2 separate regions of the Homo sapiens genome follow, and region 1 is linked to region 2. Evidence: chromatin contacts called from ENCODE Hi-C or POLR2A ChIA-PET data. All regions are on one chromosome and are shown on one strand. The core of a region is the stretch at or near the end of the contact, and the rest is flanking DNA. Distances in the headings are between cores, read along the strand shown. Region 1 has its middle 420 kb from the start of LINC00687. Region 2 has its middle 180 kb from the start of LINC02871.

Region 1 (2,779 bases), core at 272-2,771, 250 kb before region 2:
AGGGCTTGTTTGAACACAAGTGCTTGTCTTCATCTTCCTTGCCCTGGAAATAAACATATGCCTCAGAATGGAGGTAGGGAAAGAAGTTTGAGAACATTCCCCAGGTAATTCTAATATGTACCTTCTTGTTGAAAAGCACTGCATCAGGTTTTTGTCTTCTTGCTTTGTCCAGTCCTCTTTGGAGTGGTATACTCACTATACTTATTATATAATAAACAATGAATTTTGTCCAAGTCTGCCTTAAAAGTAAAGGAACTAATGATATAAAGGAGAAAATTGAAAGACAATGTCAAACTATTGGGTGACTTATGTGAAAAGACCATGAATAATCATTTACAAGATTGTGCAGTATCCACTTCAGAAGCAACTTAATGAAGAGCTGATGTTTGAATGTATTAATCATTAGTTCACTTTTTACTGTTCTAGATGATGGCAATGTGGATTCTCATGGTCATTTGAAACCCATGGGGGAAAATGGCTCTTCCTGTATTCAGGCCCTTTGTAGTGTGACTTTGTGGCAACTCCCATCAATAGGTAGATTATTGTTTACCCCTCAAATCTGGGTTGGCCACTATGACTTTCTTTGTCTGACAGCATGTAGGAGAAGTATTGTTGTGGCATTTCCGAACCTAGACCTCAAAAAGGCCTTGCCCTTGTCTTTCTTCTCTTAGACCCTGTCCATCAGCCAGGTGAGCAAGCCTGGGCTAGTTAGCTGAAGGATAAGAGACCATGTGGAGGAAGCCAGAGGAGCCATCCATCTGGGGCCACCCAAGGTCAGCCAGCACCTCTAATCACAGAGCCACGAGGGAGTTAGCCCAGATTTAGAAGGTGAGGATATTGACTTCATCTCTTGATGCAAGGAGTTGCAGTTACATTGCAAAGGGATGCAGATACAGGGAAGGTTGGAGAATTGCAGCCACTTTTGCACAATCTACCACAACTACTGCATTGTAGCTGCTATGCACATTAAATAAGTAAAGACATATGAAACATTTATATCAGGTCCTGACAACAAATAAGTGTTCAACAAGTGTGAGCTATTATTACTGTTTCTAAAATGGATCCCTTATCATGGAGAAGGTCAAATTAATGCTGCCGTGCCTCTTACTCTTAGAAACTGACACTGAAAGTTCCCACATAACTGAGGTTCAATCTATGAGCACATCCAGAAACTCAAGTGAGGGAAAATGCAATCAAACCACATATGAAAAATCAATAGATCCCTAAATAATCTTTCCCTCCTGAATGGAAGCAACACATTTGAAAACTCTTCTCCCTCCACCCCTACCAAAAAAAAAAAAAAAAAAAAAAAAAGCAGTGCATGTTGCCTCTTCTATTCAGGCTGTGACCAAAGGTTTCAATGGTAAAGATGACTCATACCTTAAAGAACTAGAAGAATTTTTTTTATGGCTTCTCTATCCATTGTCTTGCTCTCATAAAACTGCTGAATGACACCCAAGTGTAAAACCCACCAAAGAAATAAGCGCTGGATGACATGTGGCAGATTTTCCAACTCTCCAGGAAAAACTTCAGATCAACTTGTTTCTCTGGAAACTACTCACATCCGGGGGCTGTCCCTGTCCCCTGGGACTCATAAACGTTCCTATCTTCAAGGCACAGGTAAGGGCTTCGCATTCTTTGAGAACAGCAGCCTGTTTATTTCCTCTATGACTATAAAGCAACTTTATTGTACTTCAGTATCTAAAGGAAACAGAGCTCTGGGGTAGAAGGTGCCTTCAGGGAGTCACTGGTCCTATTTAGATGTCCTCAGAGAAGTGAGTTTGAAAGATGTTCTGGAACTCTTTGAAATGCTAGTTAATTTAAAGTTAAAAGGAAGCCTCTTCTCTTGTTCATTGTTCGTGGGGGCAAGAAGCATTTGTATAGTTAAAAAGTGCTTAGAAGATTTAGCTGTACATCAATTATTACCAAGCAATGTTTCCCTATGACTCAGCGACATATTACTCCAGGGCAAGAAGCTGTTCAGACGTTGAGAGAAACTCCTTGCTAATCAGTGGGATTCAGTACTTGACAGCTCCAAGGAGTAGTTGAAATCCCTCCCCTCCCCTGTTATACACACTAAGCTATATACAAATTTGGGCAGAGGAGTCTCAATCCAAAGAGAAAAACACTCATGTGATTAGAGAAGCGTGTTTTTCAACTTTGTTTTAAACATAAAACTAAAGTTTCATTTGATCTACTGGTTAAATTCTAGGTCTGTATTTTCTAAAGTCTGGTGTGGGGAGGAAAGCCCCAATAACAAATAATTCTCTGTGCAAATAGGTTAGGGAAATATTGCATACTATGTTTCACACTTGTGCATTCACAGCCCACTGTGGAATATTAAAGATTTGGAGAAGTCAGACAATACAGAAAGATGATTAGCTGTAACCCAATATTTCCAGAAGATACGTAACCAAGGGATCCTCCTTTGTTTTCTCTTTGAATTATATAAAATAAAACATATTGAGAGATCAAGGAGTCTTTGAGAGATCAGTAGACTTTGAGTAAAGCAGATCATTGTAATACACTTAGAAGGATGCTGTTTTAAGTATGTAACACAATTCCACATCTTTGAAAATAGTATGCACAAATGTTAGGTGACTTTTATAGCTTCAGACTTCTAATTATAAATTGTTTTATGTTTTGGGCCTTCTCTCCGAATCTAAAGAAATCTAAACAATGTATTGGAAACTAATCAAGTAAAAAATGCCTGAAACAAATGATCTGTAAGATTAAGGTACATATGCATAGGGAACAGCATTGCTATAACTGAAGATTG
Region 2 (2,999 bases), core at 392-2,891:
ATAATATGCAGGAATCTTTCCTATTAAGCTATCATAATAATATATGCATATATATGTAAATGCACATATAAACAACCCATAAACATGAATATTTGTGGTATATTTCTAAATGTTTCAACATGTTAGGTATTTTGCAATTTTTCTCTCTTAGGATAACTGTTGCCAGAATATGTTTTCTCTTTTTGTAGTCTTAGCATGGACAAAACAAGTAAATACATGAGAGGTTTGGTCTGGGATTTACTCACTTAAGGGGGAAGAAAAGATTCTAGTTGTAATTAAGTTTTAAGGCAGGTGGAAAATATACCCTTGTTCAACCATCTCAATCCTGGGCACTTCTACCCTGAAGCTGTGATGTACATTGAAATCAAAATATGGTTGATTTTGAAGTAAACATTTTTTTTCCTAGCACACAACAGCAAATCTGACACTTAAATATGTGAAAAACAGAAGCCAGAACAAATTCAAAATAAATATGAGTTACTAACAGTTATAGATTAGGGAGTTCTGTTTCCACAAATCCTTAGCAAGGAGTATGCTCACAAAGCATGTAATTACACTAACAACTAACATGATAGATTTCTTAGACTCAAGATCACACAACAAAGTAATAATAATAACAATACTTATATCTCTGGGGCACTGCTTTTCTACTGTTGGGATCTAAAATTCCTAAGTCAATATCTTATTTATTTGCTGAGAACCAACCCTTTCACTTTTCTAAATTATTCCATATTAGGATTTCATGAACTAGTAGATCAGGTTACTACTCCTTATAGAAAGCTGCTGGAAAGTGCTAACTAAAGTGCTGGAATTTTAATGCCATATTTTAGTGGAGTAAGTGCATGGTAGAGGAAGATTAATTAGGTTTAAGACAGAAGGAGAGTCCAATTTAATTTTGCCCCATTACTCAACTTGCCTGGAAATTATACTTAGTGTGTGGGATTCTTCCCCCGAGGGGAATAGCGCAGAGCCTCCTTCCTACCCTGTCAAGCACAGGAAGCTGTGTAGTCTTTCTGTGCTCATTCTGTTCTATGCCCGCAGAGGTCTGTTTGTGCCAGGACAGCTTTGCAAGGCAGTGGAAATCCTTTTCTGGCACAAGATTTGCAAGATGTGGAATGGGCCTGTATGGTTAAGATACGTTAGCATGAAAATCCAGCTTTGACTGAAAAGTCTCAAAGAGGCTTAGGCTCCAATTCTGTGTCAGGAGGGAGAAGCAGAGAGAAATATATTGTCACATTCCAGTTATTTCCAAGTAGATTCTTGCCTTTGCAATTCCAGTTTAGCCAAAGAACTTCCAGAGCTGAATAAGGAAATGCTCCAGAAGAAACACTATGCCAAAAATGCACCTTCCTTCTTCCCCTCTCAAGTTCCATGTTTATTAGCCCTGGAAAAGCCCTCTTTTTACCTATTGAAATTCTTTAAGCCCCAACTCTAACTCATTAATCCTTCCTTAGTCCTTTTCAATATCTCGCCTTTAAATTCTTAGAGTATACAGCCTGTGCCACAGAACTTGGCAGTGAAACTCCACAGCTTTACACCTTCCAACCTGCAGACTTTGAAAGACAGAAGCAAAACTCTGTGTGAGGTCAGACTCATCAACTGTGCCTACCAACAGAGGGCGTAGCAGTTGGGAAAGTGATCTTACGAACCAACTTCCTAGTATTTGCTGGAGGATATTCTAGGGTTTGTCACTGTTCTTAGCCTGTCTCTCATAGTAGAGCACAAGCTTTTGAGACCTGGAAGTAATCTTTGTTAATAACTCGATTGTGTTATGATCTACAGTTTCACTTCTGGTCTCCTTTCCCTTCCAATGCTTTTAAGTCCTCTGTGCTAACTCTAATGCCAGGTGTCACCCATAGGCACAGTTCCTGAGCTAGTCTGAAGAACCCTGGAAACACTATGGTTCCTTGACAATAAGATGCCTTAAACTTTAAGATAAACTATCAACCTAGTAATAATGAAAAATAGCATTGCATTAAGTGTGCTTATTGATTATAAAATGAACTTCAATTTTTAAAATATTCTGTTGTGTGTGTGAGAGTTTTTTTTTTTTTAATGGTCACCATAGAACTGATAAATAAGGCCTATCAGGAACATCACCACCAAATCCAGTGAAACTTGGAACTGAGTTGCTTTGATCACAGATGGACTTGTGGTCGTGAGTCCCCAGGGTGGTAATAATTCTACCTGCTGAAATGTGAGGCCTTGTCTCAAGCATTACAATGGACTATTGGGGTTTTACTATTATTAATACTGCTTCCCTATAAAGCTAGATTTTCTCTTTGAATCCTGACTTGATTTAGTGAAGTTTTGTGCCTTTTCAGCTTGCCATGATCTTGTTCTTTTTTCCCTACTGGTTCTGTATTTTCCTCTTATAGGATTAAGATAATTTATGCAAATGGGCTAGAGTCCCCAAAATATAAAAAGACTTTTACACAATCATCTCTAAAGATTTCATTGTATTTCATAGTATATTTCTATCACTTATTTAATTAATGTCTTTGTTGCTGGACATTTATAGTATATGCCCAAATATAAACAAAATGAAATAAAAATAGATTTCTCATTTTTCAAAAAAGTGGATTAAAAAAAAACGATGTTTTGGCCCACTTGTCTCCATTTTTTTAGCTGTTCATCAATAGTTTCACACTTGATTTGGCCCAGTTTTCTTTTTTGAGTAAGTAACTATGTGGAATGTGTTTGTATGTCAAGGTCGCTGTTGTTATTGTTTGCATTTAGGCATAATTCCTTTGCAAACTTACCGAGAATTGAGACTACGAAGTAAAAGTATATGAATATATTTAAGGCCTTTTACAATTGTTTCTAAAATTTAAACCACTGTAGGTTCCCATTAAGTGTATATAAAAGTAGTAAGATGAGTCACGTTATATTTTTCTAAGATTGTTTTCAAGTTTTTTCTGAAATTTCCATTTTATTTGCAAGAGTGTTCGTAATATCTTAACAATGTCTGCATTATGTGTGTGATGGCCTCCTTGTCT

What was found. Hi-C counts contacts between places; a loop is a spot of excess contacts on that map. ChIA-PET counts read pairs that join two places held with the same protein, here RNA polymerase II (POLR2A). Pooled maps may share reads with other maps.
Region 1: a loop to region 2 is called in a map of mammary epithelial cell, with 2.9 times the contacts of the local background. The contact joins two enhancer-like sites. A Hi-C loop is called at or near these places in 3 of 168 maps with a recorded cell type or tissue (Caco-2, endothelial cell of umbilical vein and mammary epithelial cell), 2 of 37 single-sample maps with no recorded cell type and 3 of 50 pooled maps. POLR2A ChIA-PET finds 5 or more read pairs at or near these places in 1 of 52 experiments (BJ).

The regions. Positions count from the first base shown.
Region 1 is chr20:11,454,318-11,457,096 of GRCh38, reverse strand. No RefSeq gene overlaps it. Among named protein-coding and RNA genes, the nearest start is that of LINC00687, 420 kb to the left of the region's middle. Within about 2 kb of position 1,521, at least 8 of the 41 ENCODE cell types and tissues checked have a DNase peak (open chromatin) inside an H3K27ac peak, as active enhancers do; they include mammary epithelial cell, where a contact is called at or near this core.
Region 2 is chr20:11,203,958-11,206,956 of GRCh38, reverse strand. No RefSeq gene overlaps it. Among named protein-coding and RNA genes, the nearest start is that of LINC02871, 180 kb to the right of the region's middle. Within about 2 kb of position 1,641, at least 8 of the 41 ENCODE cell types and tissues checked have a DNase peak (open chromatin) inside an H3K27ac peak, as active enhancers do; they include mammary epithelial cell, where a contact is called at or near this core.